2 separate regions of the Homo sapiens genome follow, and region 1 is linked to region 2. A link is a contact called in ENCODE Hi-C or POLR2A ChIA-PET data. All regions are on one chromosome and are shown on one strand. The core of a region is the stretch at or near the end of the contact, and the rest is flanking DNA. Distances in the headings are between cores, read along the strand shown.

Region 1 (5,148 bases), core at 399-2,898, 100 kb after region 2:
CATTAGTTAATAGACATTTAGGTTGTGTCCACTTTTTGGCTATTATGAATAGCACTGCAGTGAACACTTGGGTTTAAGTTTTCATGTGGATGTGTGTTTTCATTTCTCTTGGGTATAAACCCAGGAGTGAAATTTCCGGGTCAGAGGCTAACTCAGCTTAGATTTTTGAGGAACCGCCAGACTGCTTTCCAAAGAGGCTACACCATTTCACATTCCCACTGGCAGTGTATGTGGGTTCCAGTTTCTCCACATCCTCCCCAACGCTTGTCAAATGTCGTTTTGGTTCTAACCATCCCACTGGGTGTGGACTGGTGCAGCTCTGTGGTTTTGACTTGTCTTTCTCTAATAGCTAATGATGTGCAACATCTTACTGCCTATTTGTATATCTTCTCTGGAAAAATGTTCACTCAGATCCTTGCCTTTTTTGGGGGGAGGGTGGTCATTTGTCTCAACTAAAGAGGACTTGTATCTAGAATTCATAAAGCATTCTTTTTTTTTTTTTTAAAGAGACAGTGTCTCATTCTGTTGCCCAAGGTGGAACACAGTGGCCATTCACACGTGTGATCATAGCTCACTGCAGCCTCAGATGCCTGGCCTCAAGCGATCCTCCCACCTCAGCCCCCTGAGTAGCTAGGACTATCGGCATGAGCCACCACGCTTGGCTGTTCATAAAGAATTCTTTATGTATTCTAGATACAAGTCCCTTGTGAGATATATTATTTGTAAATATTTTATCCCATTTTGTGGACTGTCTTTTTACTTTCTTGATGGTGTCCTTTGTAGTATAAAAGTATCTGATGATGTTCAATGTATGTACTTTTGTTGCTTGTTTTTTTGGTGTCATGTGGAAGAAACCATTGCCCAGTCCAGGGTTAAGAAAGTTTCTGCCTAGGTTTTCTGCTAAGAGTTTTATATTTTAGCTCTTGTATTTATGGTGTGAGGTAGGTCTAACTTCATTCTTTCTTTTGGTGTGTGTGGATATCCAGTTGCCCAAGCACCGTTTGTTGAAAATACTTTTCATTCTCCATTGAATTGTCTTTGGCACCACGGTTGGAAAAAAAAAATCAGTTGACCGTAAATGTGAGGGTTTATTTCTGGACTCTGAATTCTTTGCTCTCAATCTATATTTCTGTCTTTTGTTTTCTTTTTAAAACTCATTAAAGAGGATATTTGCAAAAGTATGCATTCATGAGCCACTGCTTTAAAACTTGTTTATGGTTTCCTGTATTTTATTTCAACCCATTGTCCATAATTACCTCATTTTGTCTGTCATGCTGTCTGGAAGGGAGTGCCAGTGGTGAAGTGTGATGTTAATGTCATCAGGATGGTGATGTTCCCATTTTTCAAAGATTGATTTGAACACAGATAGGAAGTATCTTCTGTTGGCAGTGATGACATAAAATGTTGAAAATGAAATATGGAAGCTTGTGAGTCAAAGATTTCCTTACCTTATTTGCATTTGAAATGCAGTACCACAAAAATATGTTGAATTAATGGTTATAACTTTTTCTTTATAAAGTAGACATTTTAGTACCATCAAAAAGTATTCTTTATGATTATATATCTCTTTATAGAGTTCCTGAGTTGGAGGTAGAAGAAGAAACCCAAGTTCAAGAGATGACTTTAGATGAGTGGAAAAATCTTCAAGAACAGACCAGACCAAAGCCTGAGTTTAACATCCGGAAACCAGAATCCACTGTTCCTTCCAAAGCCGTGGTGATTCACAAGTCAAAATACAGAGATGATGTAAGCATTGCATTTCGTATGTAGAGGTAATCTTTACTTTTACCTTACTGGAAGTGAAATGTACCTTTCCACTTCTGTCTTGAAAATGGAACATTAGTAGTTGGCAGTCTTTGTTTCTAATCAGAGATGATGCATGCCTAATTTTACTGTATTGTTCATTAAGAAAAGGAATTGAAACTTGAGGTATTGACAGATGCACAGAGCAGTTAGAGTGACAGTGCATCTTCTGCTCACCCTGGGACTATGCGGGTACTGTACACATACTGTGTATTAACTGTATTTCATTTTTCTCAAGGGAGAGTTACAGATTGTGTCTTGTACAATTCAGAGTTAATCAAAGGAGAACTACACTCTGTGTCCCCTGAGTAGGTTACTTTCAACTCTGTTTCTTGATAAGAGCATTTCACTGAGTAGTTGATGACTTTTTTTTTTTTTTGAGATGGAGTTTCGCTCTTGTTGCCCAGGCTGGAGTGCAGTGGCGCGATCTTGGCTCACCGCAACCTCCGCCTCCCGGGTTCAAGCGATTCTCGTGCCTCAGCCTCCCAAGTAGCTGGGATTACAGGCATGCGCCACCACCCCGGCTAATTTTGTATTTTTAGTAGAGACGGGGCTTTTCCATGTTGGTCAGGCTGGTCTTGAACTCCCGACCTCAGGTGATCCACCAGCCTCAGCCTTCTAAAGTGCTGGGATTACAGGCGTGAGCCACTGCACCTGGCCGAGTAGTTGATGACTTTTTAAACTGTGGTTGAGGTTCCATGCACTTCTGACGCCTTTCCCATGTTGGTTCAGCAGCTTTGCGCCCCCTGCCTAACTGCAGACGTGGCGGGAGATGAGTCCCCGAACGCTTGGCTGCTCGGTCAGGCACTGCCACAGCGGCCAGCGTGCTGCAGGGGTTGCTCAGGGAGCTCCTCCGTGTTGTGAGGCCTTATTGCTCACGGCTTACGTCCAGCTCTTCTCAGAAGCTTCAGTTTTGCAGGGAGAGGTTTCGGGGAAACATCTAGCAGCATATGTTGATAGGGATGCCATGGGGTCATCAAGTCCCCGACTTGTTACTGAACTTAAGGCTAGGTCCACTGAAGCATTCCCATTATGGGATTTAGAATCTGTATCATTCCATCTACAGCTTGATACCAGTCACTATTTCGAGGTGGGAGTGAGCAGGTAGCAGGTTCTTCCTCTCTGTGGGGTATTAGTTATTGATTTTCATGTGGAATCTCAGGAATGTTATGCTATTGTAGAGTTGTCATTTACACTTTGGTTAGTTTCATTTTCTGAGTGAGTACTTTGATTAGGTGTCATTTAAGATACAGGGTTCTTGGGAGGCCAAGGCAGGTGGATCACCTGAGGTCAGGAGTTCGAGACCAGCCTAGCCAACATAGTGAAACCCTGTCTCTACTAAAAATACAAAAACTAGCCGGGCGGTTGGCGGGTGCCTGTAGTCCCAGCTACTCGGGAGGCTGAGGCAGGAGAATCGCTTGAACCCGGGAAGCAGAGGTTGCAGCAAGCCGAGATCACGCCATTGCACTCCAGCCTGGGCAACAAAGTGAGACTTCGTCTCCAAACAAAACAAAAAAAAAGATACAGGATTCTCTCCCATCCTCTTGTTTTGGTCAGTCCAAGCTGTAGGAGGCCTTACTGAGTTTTGAGCTGTTCCACAAGAAATGGCTTTTTGTAGACATAGGCGGCCGGAGCTTTATTTCCCTGGCAATCTCTGGGAGGTGTTTTCTAACTCCATTAGCAAGCTGGGTTGGTTCTTAACCTGTCCACTTCCTTTGTTCTTTTTTGTTCTAGGCATTGTAAATAAAAATTTCTCTAAAACAAATGTGCTGTCAGGATTGAAATATGCAGCTGACATGTTAGGTAAAAATAGAAGCTGCTCTTTCTTAATCCACACCAGATTTGTCCTCCCGGGCTCCAGAGGTCTCCCAGAATATTTGAAGCAAGTGGGTTAGCTGAGTCATCAAGCCTGGTCTCAGTGAAGCACACATCTTGGTCCTTGTTAATCTTGGAGGATTGAAGATTTTAGCTAGGAATTGTTCTTAAAGCAACACAAGCCAGATCTTGGGTTCATCAGTTTACTTTGTTCTGGACACCTGAAGAGGCAGAAGCACTAGAATACCTAGCAAAGTTCAGACCTAGTAACAACCTCGCGTAAGGCACTGGGCGGTGAAAGCACTTGGGCCAGGGCCAGCTGGAGCTGCAAGTGGAGCCCAAGCCTTAGACTGTGTCCACTCCCTGCTCCACTGCCCCGAGGCCCTTCCTGCCCCTTCCTGCAGTGGGAGGCGACTCAGAGCAGGGACCCCAGGGAGACCTTACCAGCGCTTCCCTGCTGAGTGCCAAACAAGGCAAGGGTTGAGTATTTTGCCTGTTACTATTTTTTGTGTGTATCTTTTTACAGAATGCCAGTGCTCCTGGACTGTTTTTCTTCACCTTTTTAGCATTAAGCATCCAACTACCTAAAGCCTCTGCTTTATTTTAACCTGAGACCTCAAAGGGGACACAAATGTTAAACATGAAGGCTGTCATGAGCATATGGCCTAAAGGTGTTGATATGCTCGTGGAAACTTTGCTCCATTTCCTGGTTGTAGGAATGTTTAATGTTGTAGCACTTTGGAGATTCTCATCTGAAATCACTGACATATCTTCCTTTCTGTAGGTTTTTACTTTACTTAAAGTGGGGTTTTTGTGTGTGTGTGTGTGTGATACCCATTATTATGAGTTGAAGCCAAATCAAATTTGGATCAGATTTAATTAATTTATTTAATATAGCTGTCACAAGAGATAGAATTTTAATGAAAGCAGTTCTTAAAAAGCAGCTTGACTTCTTTGTGCAGTGTTGGTAGAACACTCAGGTAACCATACTCTTGTTTTTATAAAGTTTCTCTATATTTTGAGTCAGAATTGTTTATTATAAATCATGTGATTTTTAGCACATGGTATTATAATCAGCACCCATGCTGAAAGGAATTTCTCTGTTAAGTTCTGTTCTGGGAAGGGGATATTTCCTTATTTATCAAAGCATTTGTGAACAGATAAGACAGAAAATAAGCAGAAATGAAAACTTTTTTATCTCAGCAAAATACACTTAGATATAAAACATGTATATTGTTTGCTATTATTAGTCATGCCAAATCTTATATCTTAACCTGCTCAGCTGATAGAAATTTGGTCCCACTTGAAATCATAATAAGTTCAAAGATGTTTGGATTAAGATTGTAATTGCAAGAATGTGGGACTCTAGAACATACAGAACTCACTGTCTTAGAATCAGAACAGCAGTGCTGTCTTCCTTTGTCCAGCTCTGCAGCCCAGGGCCAGAGACAAATCCAGAGAATGGCTCTGACTAGCCCCTGATGGTGTTTTAGCTCCTGTGTAGCACACTGCAGCCACTAAGCCAGATGA
Region 2 (5,266 bases), core at 809-3,308:
TGGTCCACAAGGATGCAGCTCCGTGAAGTTAAGGATTCTGATCTGCTCTTTTCACTTCTCTTTCCCAAGAACGGTGGGAAAACACTGTTCTCCTCGAACAGTGCTGGTACATCACAAGTGCTTAGTGAAAGCTATCAAAAATGAGAGAAAGAGCTGACTCCTGCCTTCCCTGCCTACCTCCCCGCCCAGGCACAGTGATCTTCTCTCTGTTCCTCCAGCAGCCAAGCTCATGCCCACTTCAGCACATTGTACACTTGCTGCTCACTTCTACCTGGAATGCTCTGTGACAGCTACTCCAGCCCAGGCACTCTCACATCAGATCTGAAAGTGTCTCGTTTATTCATGAACCTACCTGTTTATTTTCTGTCTCCACCACTGAAGCAGAATCTCCAGAGCAGGGACCTTGTGCTGTTCACAGAGGCTTCCCTGGTGCTTGCAATGGGCTCAGTATTTAGTAGGTGCTTAATAAATATCTGTTGGAGGTACAACCAATCGAGCTTATGTGGGCCTCAGTTTTCTCGAATATAAAATAAGAAAGGTGAGGCTGGATGAGATAGTTTGCACCTGTAATCACAGCACTTTGGGAGGCCAAAGCAGGCCTAGACCAGCCTTGGAAACACACTGAGACCCCACCTCTACAAAAAATCAAAAAAATTGCCGGTGCAGTGGTGCACACCTATGGTCCCAGCTTCTCTGGAGGCTGCAGCAGAAGGATTGCTTGAACCCAGATGGTCGAGGCTGCAGTGAGTCATGATTGTGTCACTACACTCCAGCCTAGGCAACAGAGTGAAACCTTGTCTCAAAAAAATATTATACACACACACACACACACACACACACACACTATATATATATATATATATATGCCTGCCTTGGCCTCCCAAATGCTGTGATTACAGGTGCAAACCACCTCAGCCAGCCTCAGCTTTCGTATTTTATATTCGAGAAAAGTGAGACCCACATAAGCTGAATCTGTATGTATATATAAAAAAAGAAAGCTGATACTCTAAGATACTCTCTAACTAAGACACTCTAGGTCTCTTTGGGCTCTAAAATGTTGATGGCATATTCTTGTAACATAGTAGAGTTTACAAAGAGCCTTCACATATAACAGCTCGTGCAGAGCCCTGGAGGGTAATTAACACGATTGTAATCATTCAGGTTTTTTGCATCTGAAAAAAATTGCTGACTGTGAGACTGGTCCAAAAAGACAGGTGTTAACCGGTGGAGCTGGGTCTAAATCCACAATTTTCTCAGTGCCGCTACAATGGTAGCAGAATTAAGCAGGATTTTCTAGTCCTTACAAATAGGTTCAAGGCAGCACAAATTTGCGTTTACTTCACACTAATCCAAAAAAGTACTCCATATGAACTTCCAATTGTTTTCCCGAGTTTTCCATGAACACGCTGGTCATCTGAGAATGAACAGTCAATCAATACAGACTTACTGGCTCAGGAGTACCTGACCGTTGAACATGGAGATCTGTGTAAGGAATTGCGTCCTTTGAAGCAGGCATTTGAATCCCTGTTTTCAGCTCGCTGGGTGTATGAAAGAATCTGTCTGAGCTCTACCAGCCCACCTAGGACAGGGCGCCTCGCAGCAGGGCAGGCGCGCTCAGGAAGAGAACGACTTTCTCAGGTTGTGGCCTGAGTGTAGAAAGCTGAGCGAGTTCTGGAGGGCGCCTGGGAAACTCGACCAATGTGCCCAGCTGAGACTCGAGGGTCCCTGTCCCCACCCGCCCTGTCCCGGGCGCCGCTGAAGCGCACGGAGGACAGGGGCAGCCCCGCACTCCCGCAGACCCCCCGGCCCCGGGCCCCGCCTCACCCGTAGGTGGTCAGCAGCGCCTTGTTGACAAGCACGATGAGGAAGGAGCAGGTCCCGTAGAAGAGCGCCGACAGCAGCCGGGCCACCCGCGAGGGCAGCCGCGCCGCGCCGGGCTCCCCGCCAGCGCCCTCGGCCTCGGCCTGGCCGCCGGCCGTCATCTCCTGCGGCCCCGCGGACCCCGCCGCCCGCCAGCCCCGGCTGCGCACTGGTCCCGCCCGGCCGGGCCGGGGAAGAGGGCGCGGCAGGAACAGGAAGAGCCCGGCGCAATCCCAGGTCCCGACCCGCCCCCTGCGAGCGCCCGAGGCCGGCGCGGGAGGACCCTGCGCGCTGGACTTCACCCTGGTTCCAGGCACCTCCTTCGGTCTCCAGGGCCGGCAATGCGCTGGGGAGTTGAAAAGCGCTGCCTTCCTCCAGGCTTTCCTGGAAAGAAACGCTTCAGTAAGTCTCAGGGCTTGTTTTGCTTTTTTTTTTTTTTCCCTACAACTTTTTTGTTTAGTGTATAATTTACATACAATGAAGTGTACACATCTTGCCAGTCCATAGTTTGAGATGAGCTTCGACAAAGGCATCCACAGGAGTAACTACTCAAAACAACATTTCCATCGCCCCAAAAATTCCCCTTGCTGCCCCTTTGAAGTTAACGCCCGCATCTCATCGATGACTATTGCTGTAGGTTAGGTTTGCCTTTTCCGGAATTTCAAATAAACAGGGTGCTTTCTAGAATTTATGAATGAGCATGTGGTCTCAGGGGTTTTCACTCTATGCTTTGGACTCGACCATGTGGTTTGTTTAATCGTTGAATAGTATCACAAATTGTGTATCCATTGGTTGTTTCCAGTTTAGGACCATTAGGAAAAATGCTTCCATGAAAATTCGTGGGCGTTTGTGGGACCTGTGTCTTCATTTCTCTTAAATAAATATCTAGGAGTGGAGTGGCTAGGAGTAAGGTGGGTGAAGCCTTGGGACTTGGGTGTCCTCTGGGTGCTTTGTGGTAGGTGCATTCCTCGCGGAGGGCCGTTTGCCTTCGGGTCAGGTCAGTTGAAGGACAGCTTCCCAGAACCGCCTACCCTTGTCAGTCTTTAAAAAATATGAACTTTTGGCCAGGCGCGGTGGCTCACACATGTAATCCCAGCACTTTGGGAGACCGAGGCGGGCAGATCACGAGGTCAGGAGATCGAGACCATCCTGGCTAACACGGTGAAACCCCGTCTCTACTAAAGATACAAAAAAAATTAGCCGGGCGTGGTGGCGGGCGCCTGTAGTCCCAGCTACTCAGGAGGCTGAGGCAGGAGAATGGCGTGAACCCGGGAGGCAGAGCTTGCAGTGAGGCGAGATCGCGCCACTGCACTCCAGCCTGGGCGACAGAGCAAGCCTCCGTCTCAAAAATATATATATTATATATTTAATATATAATGTATATTATATATATATATATATATGAACTTTTAGCTTCTTAGAAAAGCTTAAGATTTCAAGTTAAATAAAAGTTGGGGCCTAACTATATAGATGCCCAGAGAATTGTTTTTCTACCCTTAGGCACTAAACAACCAGGAGAATGAAAACTGGGAAACATTTTCAGCCCTGATAAGAACTAAAGCAGAACTCGTGAAAATTAGCTAGCATTAAAAAGACCAGAAGTGCCCAAGTTACCCAAAACAAGAAAGAAAAGACATGTTAAGTCCGTTTTAAAAGAGAAAATGAATCCATATTCAAGTTAAACAGGAAATCGGTCATTTTGGTTAATTTCCTCAGAACATTCAATTTTCTTGTGAGTCTCCAAATGTTTTGACTGCAAAAAGAATATTTTAAAGTTATTTTTAATGATGACCTTCATCATAATTGCATTTAGTTTGATTGTATACACATACTTCCAGGACCTTACCTCGCTGTCAAAATCCCATCCTTACCCTGTTTAAACAGCAACTCACACTAAGGAGTTGCTTGTGATATTCTTCTGCACAAGGGTAGGACAGGCTGACCCTTGCCACTGCAAATACACAACTAAAGATCTACCAAAAATAACTGATGAAAAAAGAAAACCAATTTGCTAGACTCTTAGAAAAGTACACAGGCTTTAAATGGATTCTTGAGGAGCTGACCCCAGAGACAACCCATCCTAAATGTAAGTGAAATGAAATCCCTTTTCCTTATTACCCTAATTTAAGGCCTGGAAATGGGGTGGCAATAGTTCAATACTTATCCACAGCAGTATATTTTTAACACTGTAGTAATGAACCCGATGAGGAAGTTAAATATCTATAACCTTAAAAGCCATAATTAAAGTAAGAAAAAGCAATCCACACTGTACTTACAACTACGCAAACATGTACTGAAATAATACTGATGGCTGAACATAAGGCTGTAGGTGATGTTTCTATCTTTTAAATTTTTTTATATCATGGTTATTATATTTTCGATAGGAAAACAAATGATAAAGGCTTTAAGAATGACCGTGTACTTTAAATTTTAAATTAAAATAAATTTTTATTCAAAGCATCTTTTAAAATTACAGCATGTTTATTCTTATGCTGTTAACTCTGCCAAACTACAACTTAGCCATATGAAGCATAAAACACTTCAAAAATTTGAATGTAAACCATTTTTTAAAACAAAAAGCAGTCTTAACACACCTCAAATTTTAGATACCAATGTATTTTTCCAAGTATATAGCTTATATCAAAAAGAACATTTTAAATGTTTCTAAATAGTTGTGATAATTTCTTAAACTGTTGCAATTATACAAATAAAAAATGTTTATGAAAAAACTATTAGAGTTGACAAAAGCTGACTGGAGAAACAAGGAAAAACCCTTACTTTTGAAGGCCTTAAATGTTATCATCTGTGAATTGGCAAATATTTGTATTTGAAAAATTCTTACTACCCTTCCTTCTTTAGTTAAGTTGATCAAAGTTCAAATTTCCCAAGACTGATGAGTGTTGTTTTTAGTTCATTAAATCACATATTTGAGAGCAAAAATTCTAGAGGAAATGCTGAAACATAAACCAAGATAATTCAGATGCTATAGTCTCTCTTACCAGCTTATAAGTGCTCCAAATTAAAATTCTATATACCACATTACAAAAAAATTCTTAGACCATTACAAATATAAATTCTCTTATTACAAAAAAATCCCTAAAGATTTGTAATTTACTGTACAGAGGAATTACATTTTTAAAGTATGTCCTCATCATACACATTATTCGTAACTATCGTATCTTCTTTCATACTTTTTCTCCTCTTCAAGACATTTACATGCCTCCCCTTCCCCGTGGCTACATATTTTAAACTATCTGTGTACTATGACACATTGGGATTTTTGGATAAAGAAGCCTACTTTGTAATGTTTAAACTACATCTGTAGGAACGTCTTCAACTCAAAAAAGCTAAAAAGGCACTGAAGAGCCCATATTTCCCTCTATTACTCTGAGTTTTACTCCAATTA

What was found. Hi-C counts contacts between places; a loop is a spot of excess contacts on that map. ChIA-PET counts read pairs that join two places held with the same protein, here RNA polymerase II (POLR2A). Pooled maps may share reads with other maps.
Region 1: a loop to region 2 is called in a pooled map, with 2.5 times the contacts of the local background. The contact joins the enhancer-like site here to the promoter of SLC35D2 in region 2. A Hi-C loop is called at or near these places in 2 of 50 pooled maps. POLR2A ChIA-PET finds 5 or more read pairs at or near these places in 6 of 52 experiments (Panc1, activated CD4-positive, alpha-beta T cell, activated CD8-positive, alpha-beta memory T cell and 2 more).

Annotation. Positions count from the first base shown.
Region 1 is chr9:96,482,888-96,488,035 of GRCh38, forward strand. HABP4 (hyaluronan binding protein 4) reads left to right here. Exons shown (of 8, transcript NM_014282.4): 6 at 1,575-1,746. Among named protein-coding and RNA genes, the nearest start is that of HABP4, 35 kb to the left of the region's middle. Within about 2 kb of position 1,649, at least 2 of the 41 ENCODE cell types and tissues checked have a DNase peak (open chromatin) inside an H3K27ac peak, as active enhancers do.
Region 2 is chr9:96,381,653-96,386,918 of GRCh38, forward strand. SLC35D2 (solute carrier family 35 member D2) reads right to left here and starts at 2,059. Exons shown (of 12, transcript NM_007001.3): 1 at 1,825-2,059. The coding sequence starts at 1,982. It overlaps SLC35D2-HSD17B3 (SLC35D2-HSD17B3 readthrough), which reads right to left and starts at 2,059. Exons shown (of 26, transcript NR_182427.1): 1 at 1,825-2,059. It overlaps ZNF367 (zinc finger protein 367), which reads right to left. Exons shown (of 5, transcript NM_153695.4): 5 at 4,289-5,266. RefSeq lists silencers at 1,658-1,707, 1,718-2,047.